Linked DNA regions of Homo sapiens: regions 2, 3 and 4 are each linked to region 1. A link is a loop called in an ENCODE intact Hi-C map of the cell type or tissue named here. Cell type or tissue: natural killer cell. All regions are shown on one strand. Each heading gives the region's core, and the rest is flanking DNA. Links, peaks and the distances in the headings are about the cores only.

Region 1 (5,760 bases), core at 318-5,317:
CAGGCGTGGTGGTGCAAGGTGGTGCTACTCAAGAGGTTGAGGTGGGAGGGCCGCAGGACCCAGGAATTGGAGGCTGAAGTGAGCTACGATCACACCACTGCTCTCCAGCCTGGGGGACAGAGCAAGATCCTGTCTCAGTAAATAAATAATAAATAAGTAAATAAAATGAAAGGATTTTCAGCTTGGCTTGCAAGTATATAAAGCAAGTTCTGTTCCTTGCTTTATACACAAGACACACCTAAATCAAAGGGCTTCAGGAAGTTAAAAACAAAGGGGAAAGCAAGCACAGGTGTACCAGGCAGTGAGAAACGGGAGATAGCAGAGCTGCAATTCGGACATAGTTCAGGCCTCTGCACATTACATGTGGCAAAGATTGGTTATGATGCCAAAAGCCTCACTTTGCAATAAAGGTATAACACTTGTGAATATCTATGCACCAAACAACATAGCCACTGCCTTTATACAGTAGAAATTTGTGTGTGTGTGTGTGTGTGTGTGTGTGTGTGTGTGATGGAGTTTCACTCTTGTCACCCAGGCTGGAGTGCGGTGGCATGATCTCAGCTCACTGCAACCTCCACCTCCCTGGTTCAGGCGATTCTCCTGCCTCAACCTCTGAAATAGCTGGGATTACAGGCGCACGCCATCACACCTGGCTAATTTTTGTATTTTTAGTAGAGACGGGTCTTGAACTCAGGTGATCCGTCTGTCACAGCCTCCCAAAGTACTGGGATTACAGGCATGAGCCACCACACCTGGCCACAAAGTAAAAATTCTAAAAGATACAAGGAGAAACACACACACAGCTTGGTTGAGTAGATAGAAAATAGGCAAGGATGTTAAGACGCCCAAACCACATGCTTAAGGCAGACATTGTGGCCATATCGTGAACTCTTAAGAGAATAAACCTCCTTACACATACATGGAACATTCTCAAAAAATCATTTTTCTTTTTTGAGACAGGGTCTCACTTTGTCACCCAGGCTGGAGTTCAGTGGTGCAGTCTTGGCTTACTGCAGCCTCAATCTCGTGGGCTCAAGTGATCCTCCCACCTCAGCCTCCCAAGCAGCTAGGATTACAGGCACTTACCACCATCAAGTCTGGCTAATTTTTGTATTGTTTGTAGAGACGGGGTCTCACTATGTTGCCCAGGGTGGTCTCCAACTTGTGGCCTCAAGCAATCCTTCCACCTTGGCCTCCCAAAGTGCTAGGATTACTGGTGTGAGCCACCACACCTGGACTCAAAAATCATTTCTATATCAGAGTCAGGTGTGGTGGTACACACTTGTAATCCCAGCTGTTGAGGAGGCTGAGGTAGGAGGATCACTTGAGCCCAAGAGTTCAGGACCAGCCTGGGCAACATAGCAAGACCCCATCTCTACAAATAAAAATCATTCCTATGTCAGGTAAAGAGAAAGCATTTAGAACTTCCCAGAGTAGAACAATTACAAGTGACACTCTAACAATGCAATAAAACTTCGTGGAACTTTTTTTTAAAGTAAACTTATATTGAGCAACTCTTAGATGAAGAGATACAAACACAGCTGGGCGTGGGGGCTCATGCCTGTAATCCCAGCACTTTGGGAGGCCAAGGCGGGCAGATCACCTGAGGTCAGGAGTTCGAGCTCAGCCTGGCCAACATGGCAAAACCCCGTCTCTACTAAAAATACAAAAATTAGCCGGGCACCTGTAATCCCAGCTACTCAGGAGGCTGAGGCAAGAGAATTGCTCAAATCTGGGAGGCAGAGGTTGCAGTGAGCCGAGATCGCGCCACTGCACTCCAGCCTGGGCAACAGAGTGAGACTCTGTCTCAAAAAAAAAAAAAAAAAAAGGTACAAACAGACCAAAATTGCAGGTTTTCTAAAAATCAGTGACAAACACCCGTATGTTATCAGAATCCATGGGCTATATTTAAAGTGATGGTAGGAGGACACCACATAGCTGAACACCCATTAGATCCACAAATAGGAAAGAACGGAAGTAAATGAATTCATGTCCTATCTCAAGCTGAGAAAAAAGAACAAAGTAACCCCCAAAGAGAATGATTTGGGCATCAAATGGGCAAGATGAGGCCAGCTGCGGTGGCTCACACCTGTAATCCCAGCACTTTGGGAGACCAAGGTGGGCAGATCAGTTGAGCTTAGGAGTTCGAGACCAGCCTGGGCAACATAATGAAACCCCATCTCTACCAAAAATACAAAAACTTAGCCGGGCGTGGTGGCACATGCCTGTGGTCCCAGCTACTTGGAGGGCTGAGGGTGGAGAATCACTTGAGCCTGGAAGGCAGAGGTTGCAGTGAGCCAAGATCATGCCACTGCACACTAGCCTGGGCAACAGAGTAAAACCCCATCCCCCCCCCCCCAAAAAAAGGGTAAGATGAGCCCTAGGGGAAATATGATAAATTCTTCAGATGTTTTCACAGCCTTGAGAACCAAACAGGACCTTCCCCCATCAAAGCCTGGTTTGTTCTGTATTCTTTCTGTGACCTAGTACGTGGTTTCGTGATAACCTAAACCCAAATTTAGTGACATATGTAAGATTTCAGTAACTTGTTTCACACTTAGGTTTTTGTTGTTATTTAAGGCTTCCCCTACCCCACCCCTGTAGGGTTTGCTGTGAGACTTTAGCTCATGGTAGGAGTCTGTCCTTAAAGGGCCACGTCCTAGCCCTGGGAGTCCTTGCTGCGTTTCAGTGTTTGCTGTAATGCCATCTGCGTCTGTGGCTGACAGTTGGTGTCTCTTGTGAACTGGGACATACGGCGTTGGGAGCACTCAGCTCTCTGTACATCCCTGCCGTCCGTCCATCTGACCAGCAACCAGCTATCGAGAGCCTGCCGGGGTGCCCCAAACCCCTTGAGCAACCAGAAAAGAACAGAACCCGGCAGCAGCTAGGCTAGGGGCCCTGGAGAGCCTCCACTTCCTCCTCTGCGAATAGGGGAGCCATGAGGTTGGGGTGACTCTTCCACTTCCTGCCCCCACATCCGCAGGCCAACTGAGCCTGCAGCTGCCTCCTGTGCAGGCTTGGGCTTGGGGGTGTGGGGAGTCCTGTCTTGCACCACATAGCTGCCTCCTCACCTCCATGACACCCACCCCCTTCGCAGGGTCTTCCTTGTGCCTGGCTGGCATCATCCCCGACATGGCCCCCACTAACCTCCTCATTCCCTCGGCCCCGCCTTCACCACAGCTCTGAGCTCTGTTGAAAGCATCAGCTAAACTTCTCATTTCCTCGCCTCCAGCCCTGCCTGCTGGCCTCCGCCCCCTCTGCTCCCAGCTCCCAGGGAGTCTCTTCTCACCCAGCCCTCCTTGGGCACGTGACCCTGTGGACCCATTTTGTCCTGGGTGCTTCCCAGGCCTGCTCCTCCACGTCCCCACCATGGCCTCGGGAGACCAGTCACCCAGGGTGACACTCACCTCCTGCCGACCCATCCTGCTGGAACCATGTCGGGGATCCCCGGAAAACCCCATTTAACAGAGGATCCAGAACAGCGGCCCCTGGCCACTCTTTTCTCACGAAAACCAGACAGTCTGTATTTCACACAGATCCTAGGGGCCACCCAGTCTCTGTCAGAATGGCTTGACTCTGCTATTGTAACTCAAATGCAGCCTTAAGCCAGACCCAGACCGATGTGGCTGTGTGCCAGGAAAACGTCATTTGCTGCTGCTGAAAATTGAATTTCACATCAATTTCAGCCATCAAGAGATCTTTTGACTTTTTTTTTTCTTTTTTTTTTTTTTTGAGACGGAGTCTCGCCCTGTTGCCCAGGCTGGAATGCAGTGGTGCGATCTCAGCTCACTGCAGCCTCCTCCTCCCGGGTTCAAGCGATTTCCTGCCTCAGCCTCCCAAGTAGCTGGGACTACAGGCGCCCACCACCATGCCCGGCTAATTTTTGTGCTTTTAATAGAGACGGGGTTTCACCATATTGGCCAGGCTGGTCTCGAACTCCTGACCTTGTGATCCACCCCCACCCCCACCCCCACCCCCCACCCCCGGCCTTCCAAAGTGCTGGAATTACAGGCATGAGCCACCACACCCACCCGATCTTTTGACATTTTTTCTCCCCTAAGCATTTTTTTTTTTTTTTTCAGATGGAGTCTCACTCTGTCGCCCAGGCTGGAGTGCAGTGGCACAATCTTGGATCACTGCAACCTTTGCCTCCCAGGTTCAAGCGATTCTCCTGCCACAGCCTCCCAAGTAACTGGGACTACAGGTGCACACCACCACGCCCGGCTAATTTCATTTGTAGTTTGGTAGAGATGGGGTTTCACCATGTTGGCCAGGCTGGTCTCAAACTTGTGACCCACCCCCCTCGGCCTTCCAAAGTGCTGGAATTACAGGCATGATCCACCATGCCCGGCCAATTTTTTGACTTTTTTTCTCCCCTAAGCATTTTTTTTTTCCAGTTGGAATCTTGCCCTGTCGCCCAGGCTGGAGTGCAGTGGCGCAATCTTGGCTCACTGCAACCTTCGCCTCCCAGGTTCAAGCGATTCTCCTGCCTCAGCCTCCCGAGTAGCTAGGACTACAGGTGCCCACCACCACACCCGGCTAATTTCTTTTGTATTTTGGTAGAGACGGAGTTTCACCATGTTGGCCAGGCTGGTCATGAACTCCTGACCTCAAGTGATCCGCCCTCCTTGGCCTCCCAAAATGCTGGGATTATATGTGTGAGCCACCATACCCAGCCCCCTAAGCATTTTTAAAATGTGAAAACTGTCCCTAGAACGTAGGCTGTACAGTAATAGGTGGCTGGCCACACTTTGCAGACCCCCGGTAGAGATCACTGGTACCAGGAGGGTGTCCTCCATGTGGCCACACCCATGCCCCTACCTGTTTGTCTGTGACCGCTTTCCTGCCACATTGGCAGAGCTGAGCGGTGACAGCAGATGGAGCCAAAAATATTCACCACCTGCCCCTTCGCAGAACAAGTTTACTGGCCCCTGATTCACACAGAAAATCCCGCTTAATCCTCCATCTGCTAAGGCAGAGATTTTTCCAAAACCTTACCTTACAGGAGAGAAATCTGAAATCCAAGAGCCGTGAACTAATTTGCCCAAATTGCCCAGCAGTAGCCTTGAACCTCCAACCCTCCCCCTGGCCACCAGGATCCACTGAATCTTGCAAAGTGTCTCAGCAGAAGTAGCCTGCAACCTGGCTAGTCATGGTGGCTCAAGCCTGTAATCCCAGCTTTTTGGGAGGCCGAGGCAGGAGAATCACTTGAGCCCAGGAGTTCAAGGCCACCCTGGGCAACATAGCAAGACCCTATCTATACTGAAAAAAAAAAATTTTTTTTTTTAAATTTAGCAAGGCACAGTGGTATGCGCCGGTGGTCCCAGCTACTTGAGAGTCTGAGGCGGGAGGATCGCTTAAGCCCAGGAGTTTGAGGCTGCAGTGAGCTAGGATCACACCACTGTACTCTAGCCTGGGTGACAAAGCAAGACCTTGTCTCACTAAAAGAAATAGCCTGCAGCCCCATGAGGACCTGGGGGTTTATTTCCCTGGCATTTCCGTGAAGCACAGCCCCAGCTCCCAGTGGCTGCCCCATGGCTGTTTGCTTGGCAGACCTGGCAGAGCAGAACCCCCCGGTCCCTCAGGCGTCCTGGGACAGGGCACTGCCCATAGGGCTCCTGTGTCCATGAGGGCCTGGCACAGCCTTGGGATGTGGCCTCCGCCTACCGGCTTGAGCCACCGGCGCTCAGGGTCACAGCTCTCGTCTGGGTCTGACTGCTGTCAGTGTCCCCAGGTGGGCGTCACCTACTCCGTGGCCTC
Region 2 (5,760 bases), core at 463-5,462, 100 kb after region 1:
CGCCTCCCGGTTTCAAGTGATCTCCTGCCTCAGCCTCCTGAGTAGCTGGGATTACAGGTGTGTGCTACCATGCCTGGCTAATTTTTGTATTTTTAGTAGAGACGGGGTTTCACCATGCTGGCCAGGCTGGTCTTGAACTCCTGACCTCAAGTGGTCCACCCACCTCGGCCTCCCAGAGTGCTGGGATTACAGGCATAAGCCACCTTGCCCGGCTGACATTTGAAGAACTTCTAAAAATCAACAAGAAAAAACATTTGCAGGATATAACAGGAAAAGAATTACGAAATAGAGAAATAGTCTCTAAATTTTTTCACTCATACACTAGGCAATATTTCCTTTTTTTTGAGACAGTCTCTCAACTGTCATCCAGGCTGGAGTGCACTGGCGCAATCTTGGCTCACTGCAACCTCTGCCTCCCGGGTTCAAGCGATTCTCCTGCCTCAGCCTCCCAAGTAGCTGGGATTACAGGCGCCCGCCGTCACACCTGGCTAATTTTTTATATTTTTAGTAGAGACGGGGTTTCACTATGTTGGCCAGGCTGGTCTCGAACTCCTGACCTTGTGATCCGCCCGCCTCGGCCTCTCAAAGTGTTAGGATTACAGGCGTGAGCCACCGCGCCTAGCCTTAGTAGGCAATATTTTCAACTTTGAAAGTACAGGTGAGGGGCCAGCGCTGTGGCTCACGCCTGTAATCCCAGCACGCTGGGAGGCCGAGGCAGGCGGATCACGAGGTCAGGAGATCGAGACCATCCTGGCTAACACGGTGAAACCTCGTCTCTACTAAAAAATAGAAAAAATTAGCCGGGCGTGGTGGTGGGCGCCTGTAGTCCCAGCTACTCAGGAGGCTGAGGCAGGAGAATGGTTTGAACCCTGGAGGCGGAGCTTGCAGTGAGCCGAGATCGCGCCACTGTACTCCAGCCTAGGAGACAGAGCGAGACTCCGTCTCAAAAAAAAAAAAAAAAGAAAAGAAAGTACAGGTGAGGGAATCCGTTATCATGCCAGTGCCGCCAAGGTTGTGGGAAAACCCCTGTATCTCTTGGAGCATAAATGGTACAATCTCACTAAGGAGTAACTTGGCAGTATGTTCCAAATGTAAAATACACACATCCCAGACAGGAGGCTGAGGCAGGAGGATCGCTTGAGTCCAGGAGTTGGAAAACAGCCTGGACCCATAAGGACATTTCCTCTCAAAAAAAAAAAAAAAAAAAAAAAAAAAAAATGCCAAGCACGATTATGGGATCACACCTGTAATCCCAGCACTGTGGGAGGCTGAGGCGGGTGGATTGCTGGAACTCGGGAGTTCAAGACCAGCCTGAGCAACGCGGCGAGATCCCGTCTCTACAAAAAACACAAAAATTAGGGAGGCGTTGTGTCACCTGTGGTTCCAGCTATTTGGGAGGCTGAGGTGGAAGGATCAATTGAGGCTAGGAAGGAGGTCGAGGCCACAGTGAGCCATGATCATGCCCTCCAGCCTGGGCAACACAGCCTCTCTCTCTCTCTCTCTCTATATATATATATATAAAAGGCCGATTTGGGGCACACTGTCTATAAGTTAGCTCTGCTCTGCCAGGAACAGTACTGTTCAGTAAAGATGCCATCTAACACCACCTGCTCGCCCTTAAAAGAAATAAAAGAAAAAGAAAGAAAGGGGCGGGTGCGGTGGCTCACGCCTGTAACCCAGCACTTTGGGAGGCCGAGGCAAGCGGATTGCTTGAGTCCCGGAAGCTGTTCAAGACCAGCCTGGCTAAAATGACGAAACTCCGGGCGGGCGCGGTGGCTCACACCTGTAATCCCAGCACTTTGGGAGGCCGAGGCGGACGGATCACTTGACGTCAGAAGTTTGAGACCAGCCTGGCCAATGTGGCGAAACCCCGTCTCTACTAAAAATACAAACAACAACAACAGCAAAAAATTAGCTGGGCGTGGAAGTGTGCGCATGTAGTCCCAGCTACTCGGGAGCCGGAGGCAGGAGAACCGCTTGAACCCGGGAGGCGGAGGCTGCAGTGAGCCGAGATCACGCCACTGCATTCCAGCCTGGGCAAGTGAGACTCTTGTTAAAAAATTTTTTTCATATAATTGCTGAAAAAAATAAATAAGTTTAAATTTGCAAAACCATCCCGTTTTTTCAGACAAACTTGAGGGTCGAGGTCGGAGTCGACCATGTTTCGAAGGTGTGTGGCCACGCCCAGCCAGGTCAGCCCCGCCCCCAGGCCGTCAGGCCCAGCCCCCTTTCGTCAGACCCCGCCCCCAGCCCTGCTGAGCGACCCCGCCAGTCGGGTCCATCCTGCAGTAAATGCACAACCCGGACGGAAGTGCCTCTCCGACAGCAGATCCAGGCTCGGAGCTCCAGACGCTGGGACAGGTGACCCGGGGCGGTAGCGAGCCGGACGGCCTTGCAGGTGGGGCGGAGGTCCCGAGGAGCTCCTCGGGCGCGGTCGTCTGTGGGCTCTGCGCGCCCTGGAGGTCGAGGCTCCGGCAGCGCGGGGGTTAACTCGAGCCGGTCCCAGGCTGCGCGGCGACGTCAGAGTTCATTTACATAGCGCTTATTTGGGTTGCGCAGTCGTGGGCGGGGTCTGGACGTCGCTGCGGACCAATCGCGTGCGTCTATGCAAATAGCGGTCGTTCTGGGGAACTCTGCTCCCGCGGGGTGAGAGTTGGCCGCTCTTCGGCCGAGCTGCCCGCGCGTCCTTTCTCCGTGCGCGTCGTCAGGCGTGTCCTCTCCGCGTGTCCACCCACAGGCCGCCCGCAGACCACCCCCGCCGCGCGCGGGACACGACGCCCCCCGCAGGACCCGCCCATCAGCCCGGAAACCCCTGAGCTGCTTCTCCCGGAGGCCGATGCCCACCCGGGAGCCCCCAAAGACTCGCGGCTCCCGGGGGCACCTGCATACTCACCCGCCTGGGCCTGGGCCCCCGGTGAGCCTGACCGGGAGGGGGTCCCCAGGCCGGGCCTCTAGGCAAAAGATTTAGCCCCTCCAGTTTGAGGGACTCCGGTTTCCCGACACCCCGATTTAACTCCAGACCACGATTCCTGTGGCAGCTGCAGGGACTGGCGCCCCGAGGCCTCAAAACCAGCGCCCCCCGCCCTCCGTGCCAGCCCCAGCCGGGACCCCACAAGGCAAAGACCAAGAAGATTGTGTTTGAGGATGAGTTGCTCTCCCAGGCCCTCCTGGGCGCCAAGAAGCCTATTGGAGCCATCCCTAAGGGGCATAAGCCTAGGCCCCACCCAGTGCCCGACTATGAGCTGTGAGTGTCCCCCATGTGATTCTTCATGCCTGGGATCAGGAGAGGGGCACTGAGGCTGGGGCTTTGATAGTTGAATAAGAGTTTACCAAAGAGTAGAAAGGAAAGGATCCCTTGCTGATCAGTAGTGGGATTGTCCCTGTGAATAAGCCACTGCACTCCAGCCTGGGCAACACAGTGAGATCCCGTCTCCGAAAATAAATAAATAAATAGGCGAGGCGCGGTGGCTCATGCCTGTAATCCCAGCACTTTGGGAGGCTGAGGCAGGCGGATCACCTGAGGTCAGGAGTTCGAGACCAGCCCGGCCAACATTGTGAAACCCCGTCTCTACTAAAAACACAAAAATTAGCTGGATATAGTGGCGCATGCCTGTAATCCCAGCTACTGAAGAGGCTGAGGTGGGAGAATTGCTTGAACCCGGGAGGTGGAGGTTGCAGTGAGCTGAGATCGCTACACTGCACTCCAGCCTGGACAACAGAGCAAGACTCTATCTCAAAAAATAATAATAAATAAATTAAAAGAGGGAGAGAAAAGGAACGTTTCTAGTAGGGGCCCAGCATGGACAAAGAAAAGCAAATTACACTGACTGGGGGAAAGAGTGGGGTTCTTTACACTCACACTCTGACCCTCTTCAACCTGGTAGTAAGTACCCGCCAGTGAGCAGTGAGAGGGAACGGAGCCGCTATGTCGCAGTGTTCCAGGACCAGTACGGAGAGTTCTTGGAGCTCCAGCACGAGGTGGGGTGTGCACAGGCAAAGCTCAGGCAGCTGGAGGCCCTGCTGAGCTCCCTGCCCCCACCCCAAAGCCAGGTCAGCACTAGGGAGAAAGCCCTGCCCCGCAGCCCTTCTGAGTGGCCCGACCCAAGCCTCTGGGACACCCACTGGGTCCAGATTTCCAGGACTCTTTCTCCTCTCGGTTGGCTGGGCGCCGTGACACATGGCTAAGGTCAGCCCTTGAAGTCCCCACTAGATGGGCATTTAGTCTGTCTGAGCCTCAGTTTCTTCATCCCTTCTTGAATTCAACTCTCCCTAAACCCCCTTTCTACTCCTCCCCTTGCAGAAGGAGGCCCAAGTTGCAGCCCGGGTTTGGAGGGAGTTTGAGATGAAGCGAATGGTGAGTCTTGCATCCCACAGCTTGGTCTTGCACCCCTGAGACTTCTGTGAGGCTGGGGTGCCTGTGCCCAGTTTCTTTTTTTTTTCTTTCTTTTGAGACAGAATCTCGCTCTGTCACCCAGGCGGGAGTGCAGTGGTATGATCTCAGCTCACTGCAACCTCAGCGTCCCGGGTTCAAGCGGTTCTCCTGCCTCAGCTGGGATCACAGGCGCCCACCACCGTGCCTGGCAAATTTTTGTATTTGTAGTAGAGATGGGGTTTCACCATGTTGGCCAGGCTGGTCTCGAACTCCTGACCTCAAGTGATCCGCCCACCTCGGCCTCCCAGACTGCTGGGATTACAGGCATGAGCCACCTTGCCCGGCTCACCCGGTCGCCTGTGCCCAGTTTCAAGGAGAGAAAATTGAGGCTCGGAGAATGAAAGGCAGAGAGTTAAGCAGCTTGAAGGCCACAGGGCAGACTGCTGCAAAGACTTCCGGGTCTCGCCCTGCCTAGGATCCTGGCTTCCTGGACAAGCAGGCTCGCTGCCACTACCTGAAGGGTAAACTGAGGCATCTCAAGACTCAGATCCAGAAATTCGATGACCAAGGAGACAGCGAGGGCTCCGTGTACTTCTAAGTGCCCCTGCAGATGGGCAGAGGGATGCATGGGGATGCAGGTCCCTTGCATTTCTTGGTATCTCTCAGCTTTTCCTCTTGCAGCTCCCCCTACCAGGGGTCGCTTTCTCCTGGATTGCAAATGCCTCTTCAGTTTGGACTCAGCTCTGACAGCCCCTCCTCCAGGAAGGCCTTCCAGGACTTCCTCCTCTGGGTCCTCTAGCTCTGACCCTACAGGGACTCCAGATCTCAACCTGTTCCCTGGAAGTAGGGCCTGCTCTCCATCCCAGTGAAATAAACATGTATTAGACACCTACTGAGTATAATTACTTAACACTTCTGATTTCACTCAGTTGTCACACACACAAAAAGTTGTTTTTTGTTTTTGTTTTTGTTTGAGACTGTGTCTCACTCTGTCGCCCAGGCTGGAGTGCAGTGGCACGATCTTGGCTCACTGCAACCTCCGCCTCCCCGGTTCAAGTGATTCTCCTGCCTCAGCCTCCCAAGTAGCTGGGATTACAGACACCTGCCACCATGCCCAACTAATTTTCATATTTTTAGTAGAGACGGGGTTTCACCATGTTGGCCAGGCTGGACTGGAACTCCTGACCTCAAGTGATCCGCCCACCTCAGCCTCCAAAAGTGCTGGGGTTACAGGCATGAGCCACCACGTCCAGCTGGATTCTTCACTCTCTGTGTCTCCCTGGGCACTTCAGGACAGCAACTGACCCCAGTGTGTGGGCACGGTCCATATGCATGGCCTAGGGGGAGGCTCTTCCAGTGTCTGACCCATCCCAGGCCCTAGCTGTGAT
Region 3 (5,000 bases), core at 1-5,000, 60 kb before region 1:
GTTTCGTAACTGCTCTTACTTTGAGGCAGGGGAGACATTTAAAGAGGTTTGAAATCTTACCTCATATACACAGGACAAACAAATTTTGTCAAAATGTAGATGCTCACTTGCAGAGAACATAGGAAACTACCAAAATGTTTGCTGGTGATTATTGACATGGTAGATTACAGGTGACTGATTTTTTTCTAGACACATTTAAGTATTTGCTAGTTTTCCAGAGAGAACATATAACTTTGGTCATCAGGAGAAACAAAGTTTTTACACATATGTTGTCAAAAAATATTTTTTTAAAGAAACACATGGAGCACTGGCCTTCTAATAACCAAAAGCAAAACAAAAATCTTATAAAGAGCAATGGCCAGGTGCAGTGGCTCCCGCCTGTGGTCCCAGCTACTCAGGAGGCTGAGTTGGGAGGATCGCTCGGGTCCAGGGGTTTGAGGCTGCAGTGAGCCATCACACCACTGCACCCCATCCTGGGAGACAGAGCAAGACCAGAGCAACGACATGACGACGCACAGACACCACTCTCATTCAATATCACAGTGGAGGTCCTCAGATAAGAAGTAAAAGGCAAACAGGTTGAAAAGGAAAAGTAAAACTCTGTTCTTACAAACGTAATTTTTCATGTAGGAAATCCCCGAACATCTTCAAAACTGCTATTAAAATTAGTAAGTTTAACAAGAGTTTTCTTTCAATTTTGTGTGTGAACTTGACTGGATATGGGGTGCCCCAGACTGAACATTTTTGGGTGTGTCTGTGAGGGTGTTTACTAATGAGATCAGCATTTGAATTGGTGGATGCAATAAACTGCCCTCCCCAGTGTGTATGGGCACCATCCAATCCCTTGAGGGCCTGAATACAACAAAACAGTGGAAGGAGGAGAAATTCATACCTTTTGCTTCCTGCTTGCCTGGTTGAGCTGAGACATCTTACCCCATCTCCTGACCTGTCCTCAAACTGGGACTTACACCTTTGGCTCCCCTGGTCTCAGCCCTTCAGACTCACACTGAACTAAACCACCAACCTTCCTGGCTCTCCAGTTTGCAGACAGCAGATCCTGGGATTTCTCAGCCTCCATAATCACATGAGCCAATCCCGTGTAAATAAATCTCCTTTTATATATTCATATCCTTTTATAAGCCTCTCTTATTGGTTCTGTTTCTCTGGAGAACTCTAATACAGCAGGGGTGCAGGACACACGATCAATATGTAAAAATTCATATTTCTAGCAATGAAGTAGCAATGAACAAGTTTGGAGATTGAAATTAAAATAGAGTACCATATACAATGGCACTAAACACCAAATGCTTAGTTATAAACCAAATAAAATATGTGTAAGATCTATAATCTGGAAGCTACAAAACAATGTTGGAGGAAATCCAGGAAGATCTAAATAAATGGAGAAGCATACCATGTTCATGGATTGAAAGACTCGCTTTTATTAAGAAGGCATTTGCCCTGATTTATGGATTCAATATAATCAAAATCCAGCAGATATTTTGCTAGAAAATGACAATTCTAAAATCTCTATGGAAAGCCAAAGGAACGAGAAGAGACTAAACAGTCTCGGAAAAGCACAGTGAGAGGTCTCACATTACCTGTTCTCAGGACTTAGTGCAAAGCTACAGTAACCTCAGCAGTGTGGAACTAGCATAAGGATGCATACATAGAACAATGGAAAAGAACAGAGCCCAGACATGATGTGCACATACATGGTCAACTGGTATTTGACAGAGATGATGAGAGAATACAACGGGAAAAAGGAAAATCATTTCAATAAATGGGATTACAACAACTGAACACCCATACATGAAAAAACGAACTTTGATTTAAACATCACACCATACACAAAAACTAACTCACAGACTTAAAAGTAAAACCTAAACTACAAAACTCGTACAAGAAAACAGGAGAAAAATCTGTGATCTTGGATTAGGTGGAGATATCCTGGATAAGACTCCAAAAGCACAATCCACAAATGGGGAAAGTGATCAAATGGGCTTCATCGAAATCGTCAACTACTGCCTCTTAAATTAAAGCACTTAACAGCATGAAAAGACAAGCCAGACTAGAAGAAAATATTTGCAAAGCACCACAAAGAGCTGGTATCCAGAATATAGAAAGCACCCTCAAAACTCAGTAACAAGAAAACAACTCAATTTAAAACTGGACAAAAGATCTCAACAGACACATCCGCAAAGATACAGGAATGGCAAATAAGCACATGAAAAGATGCTCAATATCATCGGCTATTATGAAAACACAAATGAAAACCACAATGAAGTATCACTTCACACCCACAAGACTGGCTAGAATGTGAAAGTAACAACTTGCACTTTTCATCTATGTGCCTAGTGGGAACATAAAGATGGTGCAGCCACTGTGGATAACAGGTAGTTTCCTGTTACCATTATATAGAGATGTTTTCATCTACAACTCATGGCTTGTAACTCCTATAAACCCTTGTTACAGTAAGCAGGATCTCTCTGACCTCCCACACTCCTTTCACCTGCCAGAGAGGGTCCTGCCTCATACCCCAGAGGAAAAAACGCAACAGAGGCCAAGAAGAATCTGAACAGACAGGACTTGCTGGGTTTAAAGCATGCCCTTTTTGACCAATCACATTTCCACAGGGCTGTCCATGCTTCAATCGTGCCTAAGTCATGAAGACTCTATAAAAACCCAAAGGAGCTGGGCGTGGTGGCTCATGCCTGTAATCCCAGCACTTTGAGAGGCCGAGGTGGGCAGATCACGAGGTCAGGAGTTCGAGACCAGCCTGACCAACATGGAGAAACCCCGTCTCTACTAAAAATACAAAATTAGCTGGGTGTGGTGGCATGCGCCTGTAATCCCAGCTACTCCAGAGGCTGAGGCAGAATAGCTTGAACCCGGGAGGCAGAGGTTGCAGTGAGCCAAGATCGCACCACTGCATTCCAGACTGGGCGACAGAGCGAGGCTCTATCTCAAAAAAAAAAAAAAAAGCACAGAGCTTGGAGAGACTTCAGATCAGATAGCTAACACGTGGAGATTCCCAAAGGGTGGTATGCCCGAACAGGCCATGGAAGCTCTGTGCGCCTTCCCCCCATATCTCACTCTACACATCTCTTATCTTCTAAAAAAAAAAAAAAGAGACAGGATCTCACTGTCACTCAAGATGGAGTGCAGTGGCTCACTGCAGACTCAACCTCCTTGGCTCAAATGATCTTCCTGCCTCAGCCTCCCGAGTAGCTGGGACTATAAGCACTCACCACTACGCACAGCTATTTTTATTTTTTTGTAGAGGTAGGGTCTTGCTATGTTGCCCAGGCTGGCCTCAAACTCAGGCTCAAGCAATCTTCCCACCTTGACCTCCCAAAGTGCTGGGATTACAGGCCTAAGTCACCATGCCCAGCCACTTGGCTAATGAAAAAAAAAAAATTTCAGAGACGGGGTCTCGCCCATGCTAGTTTGGAACTCCTGGCCTCAAGCAATCCTCCCATTTCGACCTCCCAAATTGCTGGGATTTCAGGCATGAGCCACCACACTTGGCTCCATCTGTATCCTTTATAATATCCTTTATAATAAACTGGTAAACCTAAGTGTTTCCTTGAGTTCTGTGAGTCACTCCTGCAAATTAACTGAACCCAAAGAGGGGGGTCATGGGAATCCCAACTTGAACTTGGTTGGTCAGAAGTTCTAGAGGCAGAAGAGGGGCAGTCTTGGAGACTGAGCCCTCACCCTATAGGTTCTGATGCTATTTCCAGGTAGTGTGTCAGAATTGAATTGGAAGATACCCAGCTGGTGGCTGCTGCTTGCTGGTGGGGGAACCCTCAGAAGTCCTGTGTTGACTGTTGTTGAGTGGGAGAATAGGAAACACAGTTTGAGTTTTTCTACGAGCCAGCAATCCTCCTCCTGGGAGAAATAAAACCACGTCTACACAGAAAAATACACAAGAATGTTTACGGAGGCTTTATTCATAATCACCAAGACAGGAAACCAACTGACTGCCTGTCAATCAATGAACAGATGAACACAACGTGGTCCATCCACTTGATGGAATACTATTCGGCCATAAGAAGGAACCAGGCCGGGCATGGCGGCTCATGCCTGTAATCCCAGCATTTTGGGAGGCTGAGGCAGGTGGATCATTTGAGGCCAGGAGTTCGAGACCAGCCTGGCCAACATGCTGAAACCCTGTCTCTACTAAAAATACAAAAATTAGCCAGGTGGGGTGGCACACACCTGTAATCCCAGCTACTCGGGAGGCTGAGGAAGGAGAATGGCTTGAATCCAGAAGGCGGAGGTTGCAGTGAGCCGAGATCGCACTACTGCACTCCAGCCTGGGCAACAGAGCGAGACTCCATCTCAAAAAAAAAAAAAAAAGGAAGGAAGCACCTACATGCAATACATGCAACACAGAGGAACTTGAAAGGCACTCTGCTAAGTGTCAGGAGTCAGAGGCAAGGGCTACAAACTGTGATGCCACAGATATGACCTTCTAAAAAAGGCAAAAATGCAGATTCAGAAAGCCAATCTGTGGTTGCCTGGGGGTGGGAGAGGGGCTGGTCCTATCAGAGCACAAGGGGATTTAGGGATGACTCGTTCTGTAGCTTGATTATAGAGGCGGTTCCATGACTGTCTATGTCTGTCAAAACAGGCAAGACCCTATGCTGAAAAGGGGGATGCTGACTCCATGTAAATGACACCCTGATTTTTAAAATGGGGGGAAAAACAGAAAAGATCTAAAGGGCTAAAATGTTACAGCACGCAGACACACGGGGGCGCTGTAACCAAGTCTTGGCAACAACATGAAAATTTGGAGCGTGGAAGACTGTGACCCTTTGTTGAAAACTGCTCTGAGAAGAGTATCTGTTTGTGCAAAGGTATCCTCTTTTCTCAAGCCGAATCTTAAGTCACAGGGTCGAGAACCCACCAGCCACCCAGAGTGGAAGACAGGCAGTGGGAATTTGACTTAATTTTATCATAAACCAAGATTTGGAAAGCAGAGGGAAGAATCCAAC
Region 4 (5,760 bases), core at 429-5,428, 59 kb after region 1:
AGAGTAGCTGGAACTACAGGTGCGCATTACCACACCTGTCTAATTTTATTGTTTGTAGAGGTGGAATCTTGCTATGTTATAGCCCAGGCTGTCAGGCTGGTCTCAAACTCCTGGGCTCAAGCGATCTTCCTGCCTCAGCCTCTCAAAGCACTGGGATTACAGGCATGAGCCACCGCACCCAGTGGGAGCCTGTTTAAAACTTCTGTTCCTTTTTTTTTTGAGGCAGAGTCTCACTCTGTCGCCAGGCTGGAGTGCAGTGGCTCAATCTTGGCTCACTGCAACCTCCACCTCCCGGGTTCAAGTGATTCTCCTGCCTCAGCCTCCCAAGTAGCTGGGATTACAGGTGTGCACCACCACACCCGACTAATTTTTTTCTGTTTTTAGTAGAGATGGGGTTTCACCATGTTGGCCAGGCTGGTCTTGAACTCCTGACCTCAAATGATCCGCCCACCTCGGCCTCAAACTTTTGTCCTTGTTGTGCCTTATTTTACCCCACAGGGATTCAGGTGAAACTGAATGCAACCACGGATGGCTAGGCATCTCACAGATCTACAAGTTACCATCTCCTTAGCCGGTCTTCAAAAGGCACCAGGCCTTTTGAATAAATAAATATATTTACTTATTTATTTATTTTCCCCCTTGGTCTGCAAGATTCCATAAGGTGTCTGAGAACACAGGAGCTATCCCCTTCCTTACCTCGGCCAAAAGAGCAGCTTTGGGTTTTGGGGGGGGTTTTGAGACAGAGTCTCTCTCTGTCACCCAGGTTGGAGTGCAGTGGCACGATCTCGGCTCACTGCAACCTCCGCCTCCTGGGTTGAAGCAGTTCTCCTGCCTCAGTCTCTTGAGTAGCTGGGATTACAGGCACCCGCCACCACACCTGGCTAATTTTTGTATTTTTAGTAGAGACAGGGTTTCACCATGTTGGCCAGGCTGGCCTTGAACTCCTGACCTCAGGTGATCCGCTCACCTCAGCCTCCCAAAGTGCTGGGATTACAGGCGTGAGCCACTGCGCCTGGCCAGCTTTGGTTTTCTTCTTTCCCACCAGCATGATCCTGAAAGGAGCTCCCACCCAGGCCCCATTTTGGTTATTTTGCAGGGCAAGTCCCTGCCCTGCCAGCAGAGGGTTCCAGAAGGGCCTCTGTGGGCCTGCTTGGCATCTACCAGCACATGGCAAAGACAGCCTGGTCACCTGGTCACCACCAGGACTGCTCAGGCTCCCTCCGCCCCACTCGGCATCCTGCTGTGATCTGGGGGATATGTCAGTTCCTCCATAGCAAGCCCCGCTGGATGCACGTCCCACCCTGTAGATTCCTAGCCAGCCCCTCCTACTTCTCAGACATCCGAATGGCCCCCAGACTAAACACTTTACTCAGCTTTGGGGCAGCCACCAGCAGAGTCCGGGTGCCGCCAACCCAGGGAAACTGGTGTCCACAGACAGTGGCTGAGGCACGCCACGGTGTGCAGCGTGGAGAGGTGGCGGTGGCCTTGTTGCACTTGCGCCTTCTCACTCTCTCCCCTCTCTCTGTGTCTCTCAGTCTAACCCGCCAGGCGTGGCTTGCTGAACTAACCCAAATCCCGACACTGTGTTCCTTTTGTTCACAAAACCATTTTTAATATTTTGACAGGAAAAGTAAAGGTATCAAACAAAAGCAGATCATTCCAAAGGTAAAAAAAAAAACACACCCCGCGCGACACGTTCCAAGATATCTTGCTTCTCTGCCCGTCTTGAGAGCTTTCACTTCTGCAACTTCATTTCCTCCTCCTTCCCACTATCTCCCCCTCCCTCCAAGAAAAAAAAAATGTTCTCGTGTTGAGATGATTTAGAGCTGTCTCTTTATGGGTTTCCCAGAAGCAGGGTCTGAGATGGGGTATTTGCACACACAGCGGCTTATGGAAGAGGGCTTACGTGAGAAGGCAGAGAGAAGGGGTGAGGGAGGAAGCTAGGGGCGTAAGCATAGCTGAAGTCTGGCCTCAGCCTGGTCCCATGGGGAGCTCTAGTGGGTTCATAGCACCACAGAGCTCATCCTGCCCCAACGTAATGGGACCCTTCCGTTTAACACCCCCATCTTCAGTCCCTGGCTACTGGGCTGCTTCCAGACAGGACAGAGAACCTCCCAAGCGCTCTGTCTCGTTTCCACATACAAGTGCAGCAATTTAAGAAATTTGCAAGAAGAGTAAGAATAGCCTTGCAGTCTAGTTAGCAGATGGGAGAGGGCTAATTCCTCTTGTCAGCTGATAGAACTGGCTGACACATGATGGTGGCCTGTCCGATGAGCTCATGCGGATGGCACAGAAAGGACCTGGCCCTTCTTGACTCAAGTAATGTAAACTGTAGGAGCTATGCAGAGGAGAGGGACGGCCAGGTTCAGTAGCACTGGCTTCCTCTCTAACCCAGAGGAAGAGGAAATGGGGCAGCCACTCAGGCTGTGAAAGAGGCTGTCATCAGCCCTCCCGGAACCAGCGCTGTGTGCAAGGTGCAAACCCACCTCATTCCACTGGGCCCACATCAATAGTGTGGTCCTGAGACCAAACCTAAGAGCTGCTGCCCGGGCACTCGCTGCGGGGACGCTGTTCTGCCCTGGCTTCGGGGACACCTGTGATGCCTCCCCGTGCCCGTGTGGGCTGTGGGAGGGCAGGCCGGACCCCATGTGTCTGTCCTAGAACCTACTGGACTCCAAGTCCCTGAAACTCATCATCAGCATGACTCTGCACGACCGCACCACCAAGTCCCTACTGCACCTGCACAAGAAGAAAAAGCCACCAAGCATCAGCGCCCAGTTCCAGGTAGGTGGAGCAGGAGAGGCAGAAGGTGGCGGTCAGCTCAGCCTCAGGCTTGTGTAGCTTCACCCGACACCGAGCACAGCCCGTCTCTAGTAAAAATACAAAAATTGGCCGGGCGCGGTGGCTCAAGCCTGTAATCCCAGCACTTTGGGAGGCCGAGGCGGGCGGATCACGAGGTCAGGAGATTGAGACCATCCTTGCTAACACGGTGAAACCCCACCTCTACTAAAAATACAAAAATTAGCCGGGCGTAGTGGCGGGTGCCTGTAGTCCCAGCTACTCGGGAGGCTGAGGCAAGAGAATGGCATGAACCCGGGAGGCGGAGCTTGCAGTGAGCCGAGATGGCGCCACTGCACTCCAGCCTGGGCGACAGAGCAAGACTCCATCTCAAAAAAAAAAAAAAAAGATACAAAAATTAGCTGGGCATGGTGGGCACCTGTAATCTCAGCTCCTTGGGAGGCTGAGGCAGGAGAATTGCTTGAACCTGGGAGGCGGAGGCTGTAGTGAGCCAAGATCACGCCATTGCACTCCAGCTTGGGCAACAAGAGCAAGACTGCGTCTCAAAAAAAAAAAAACAAAACAAAACAAAAAAAACACTACATCCGTGGTCCCTTCTGAGGTTGACACATGTTTCAAATCTCCAGAAAGCGTTTGTCTGGTCCTCCCCAGCCCCAGCCTTCCACCTGAGGCAAAAACAAGCACTGGTGGCCCTGGGACCATGGGGACCACATAACTCCCTCGAGGGTTTCCAGGGATAGCGCAGGCTTGGGTCAGAACGTCCAGCTGGAACCTCCTGTGTCCCACCACCAGGGACCCACATCTGTGCAGACCCCATCCACCCCACACTGATGCTAGAGTGTCCCAGGTCTGCTCCCACAGAACAGCGGCTGTCAGGGTCCCTGATTCAACCCAAATGCTTTCTCTTTCCCTTAACAGACATCCCTTAACAAGCTCTTGGAGGCACTGGGGAAGGCGGAGCCCTTCTTTATCCGCTGCATCCGTTCCAATGCTGAAAAGGTGAGTTTCTCTAAGGTGTTTGGGAGGAGAAGGCCCATGCCGGACTCTTAGGGGTGTCGGTGTCCCTGCATCCAGCCCCAGCCTCCACGCAGTATGGGGGACGGTGCAGCAGTCCATCCAGAGGCAGCCGGGGATGGAGAATTAGCAGTGAGGATGGTCCAAGTGGCCATTTAAGAGCAGGGACATCATCTGGAACATGGAGAGGCCCAGAGAAGGTTTGATTAGGGAGCGACAGGTCAGGGGTGCTTTTCAGATACATCCCAAAGAGTAGCCGGTGCAAGGAGTCTACCAGAAGGCAGAGGCTGAGATTACATAGCAGAGTCTCAGAGGCACACACAGCCCGCTGCTCACATTACAAGTTTCTAGAGAGACCCTTGGAGCCCCCGTGGGACCACCAGCAGGGGCTCCAGGCTCAGCACTGGCACAGGCTTCCTTTACCCCAGAGGTCCACTCCATCCCTGGGAGGACAGCTCGGGGACTTTGCCAGGGACTGAGCAGGAGTGTGGGCTCCCAGACAAATGTGAGCACACAGCCAGGCAGGAACCTCCCGCCAACTGTACCTGGGGAGATGCTCCGTAGTGCACCTTCTCTGCTCGTGGGCTGTGCCAGCAGATGATTCTCTGTGATAAAACCCATTTTGTGCACTGGAGGGTGGCAGCATCCCTGGCCTCCACATCCACCCCCAGTCATGACAACCCTCCTCATTCTTTCCCGTTTGCCTTTGTTTGTTTTTGTTTGTTTGTTTTTGAGACAGAATCTCCCTCTGTCACCCAGGCTGGAGTACAGTGGTGCGATCTCGGCTCACTGCAGCCTCGACCTCCCAGGTTCAAGCCATCCTCCTGGCTCACCCTCCCAAATAGCTGGGATTACAGGTGCCCACCACGCCAAGCTAATTTTTGTATTTTTAGTAGAGACGGGGTTTCACCATGTTGGCCAGGCTGGTCTTGAACTCCTGACTTCAAGTGATCCACCCATTTCAGCCTCCCAAAGTGCTGGGATTACAAGCGTAAGCCACCGCGCCCAGCACCGTTTGTCTTTATAGCAACACCATGCCTTATCCCTTACTGCCCACCAGAGTGAAGTCCAGACCCCTAAGCTCCAGGCTTAAAGCCCACTGAGGCAGCTGCATTTCCAGCCTCTTCTCTCCCCTGGCAGGAAGCATCTCCCTGTGTCCCCATCAGACCCTTGGCTTCTTCCTTCTCCTGTGGGCCTCCACCCAGCTGTTCTCTGCCTGTTCCCTCCTCAGGACACAGCCCAGCATCTCCTCTCTCCTGGGACACCTCCCATGGGGTGCTGGGCTTTGTCCGCCCCATCACCTGTGTGTGACTCCTGACCCCAGACCAAGCTCTCCTCTCCACCGAATCCCCAGCACTTACCCCAGTGCCTGGCAGAGAACAGGCCCGGAACACTGGGCTTTGTCCGCCCCATCACCTGTGTGTGGCTCCTGCCCCCAGACCAAGCTCTCCTCTCCACCGAATTCCCAGCACTTACCCCAGTGCCTGCCACAGAGAACAAGCCCAGAACAGATTTGCATTTGGGTTCTTTTTTTTTTTCTTTTCTTTTTTCTTTCTTTTTTTTTTAAAAAATAAATTTAAATGACTAGAGATGGAGTCTCACTATGTTGCCCAGGCTGGTCTCGAACTCCTGGCCTCAACTGATCCTCCCATCTTGGCCTCATTCCAGAAAGAGTGTCTGGAGCAAGGACGGACCCCTTGTCCAGGTGCTCCTGGCTGCCGTGCCGTAGAACACTCCCAGGTCGGCTAGCCAGCACCCACGTGTGCACCCTGACCATGTCTGTGTTCGGCATCCCAAGAGGCAGTGGTCGCATGGGGAAGTGCCCTCATCTCACAGTTCCCAGGCCTGAGCCAGCAACAGACTTGGGCATCCTGTCAGGTCAAGGCCACCTGCCTGATGTCTCGCATTCCCATTTCAGAAAGAGCTGTGCTTTGACGACGAGCTGGT

Evidence for each region. Hi-C counts contacts between places; a loop is a spot of excess contacts. Peaks named below come from ENCODE experiments on the same cell type or tissue, not always from the same donor. Only the 100,000 strongest peaks of a DNase experiment are listed, where the experiment ranks them.
Region 2: it touches region 1 in a loop (3-fold over the local background); 5 of 110 quality-filtered maps call a loop at or near these places.
Region 3: a loop joins it to region 1, with 4 times the contacts of the local background. A loop is called at or near these places in 55 of 110 quality-filtered maps.
Region 4: it touches region 1 in a loop (4-fold over the local background); 11 of 110 quality-filtered maps call a loop at or near these places.

The regions. Positions count from the first base shown.
Region 1 is chr19:17,122,951-17,128,710 of GRCh38, forward strand. All of the region lies in intron 2 of MYO9B (myosin IXB), which reads left to right. Among named protein-coding and RNA genes, the nearest start is that of SNORA118, 34 kb to the left of the region's middle. RefSeq lists enhancers at 2,665-3,054, 3,165-3,604. In natural killer cell, for the core only: no CTCF peak of the experiment used is centred there; DNase peaks (open chromatin) are centred at 2,581, 2,981 and 3,601; H3K4me3 peaks cover 1,389 bases; H3K27ac peaks cover 3,081 bases.
Region 2 is chr19:17,223,956-17,229,715 of GRCh38, forward strand. OCEL1 (occludin/ELL domain containing 1) reads left to right here and starts at 2,271. Exons shown (of 6, transcript NM_024578.3): 1 at 2,271-2,361; 2 at 2,738-2,914; 3 at 3,039-3,244; 4 at 3,885-4,050; 5 at 4,301-4,354; 6 at 4,848-5,264. The coding sequence starts at 2,293. The coding sequence ends at 4,970. RefSeq lists silencers at 2,158-2,247, 2,478-2,597, 2,618-2,667 and enhancers at 2,191-2,865, 2,866-3,539. In natural killer cell, for the core only: no CTCF peak of the experiment used is centred there; DNase peaks (open chromatin) are centred at 1,044, 1,673, 2,246 and 2,556; H3K4me3 peaks cover 1,726 bases; H3K27ac peaks cover 1,420 bases.
Region 3 is chr19:17,062,859-17,067,858 of GRCh38, forward strand. The region is part of intron 3 of HAUS8 (HAUS augmin like complex subunit 8); the gene reads right to left. Among named protein-coding and RNA genes, the nearest start is that of HAUS8, 10 kb to the right of the region's middle. In natural killer cell, for the core only: a CTCF peak has its summit at 4,749 (motif pointing right); DNase peaks (open chromatin) are centred at 2,333 and 4,783; H3K27ac peaks cover 280 bases.
Region 4 is chr19:17,182,204-17,187,963 of GRCh38, forward strand. MYO9B (myosin IXB) reads left to right here. Exons shown (of 40, transcript NM_004145.4): 16 at 1,626-1,665; 17 at 2,662-2,784; 18 at 3,718-3,798; 19 at 5,732-5,760. Among named protein-coding and RNA genes, the nearest start is that of USE1, 30 kb to the right of the region's middle. RefSeq lists an enhancer at 2,103-2,312. In natural killer cell, for the core only: no CTCF peak of the experiment used is centred there; DNase peaks (open chromatin) are centred at 1,198, 1,328, 1,798 and 2,418; H3K4me3 peaks cover 1,043 bases; H3K27ac peaks cover 2,371 bases.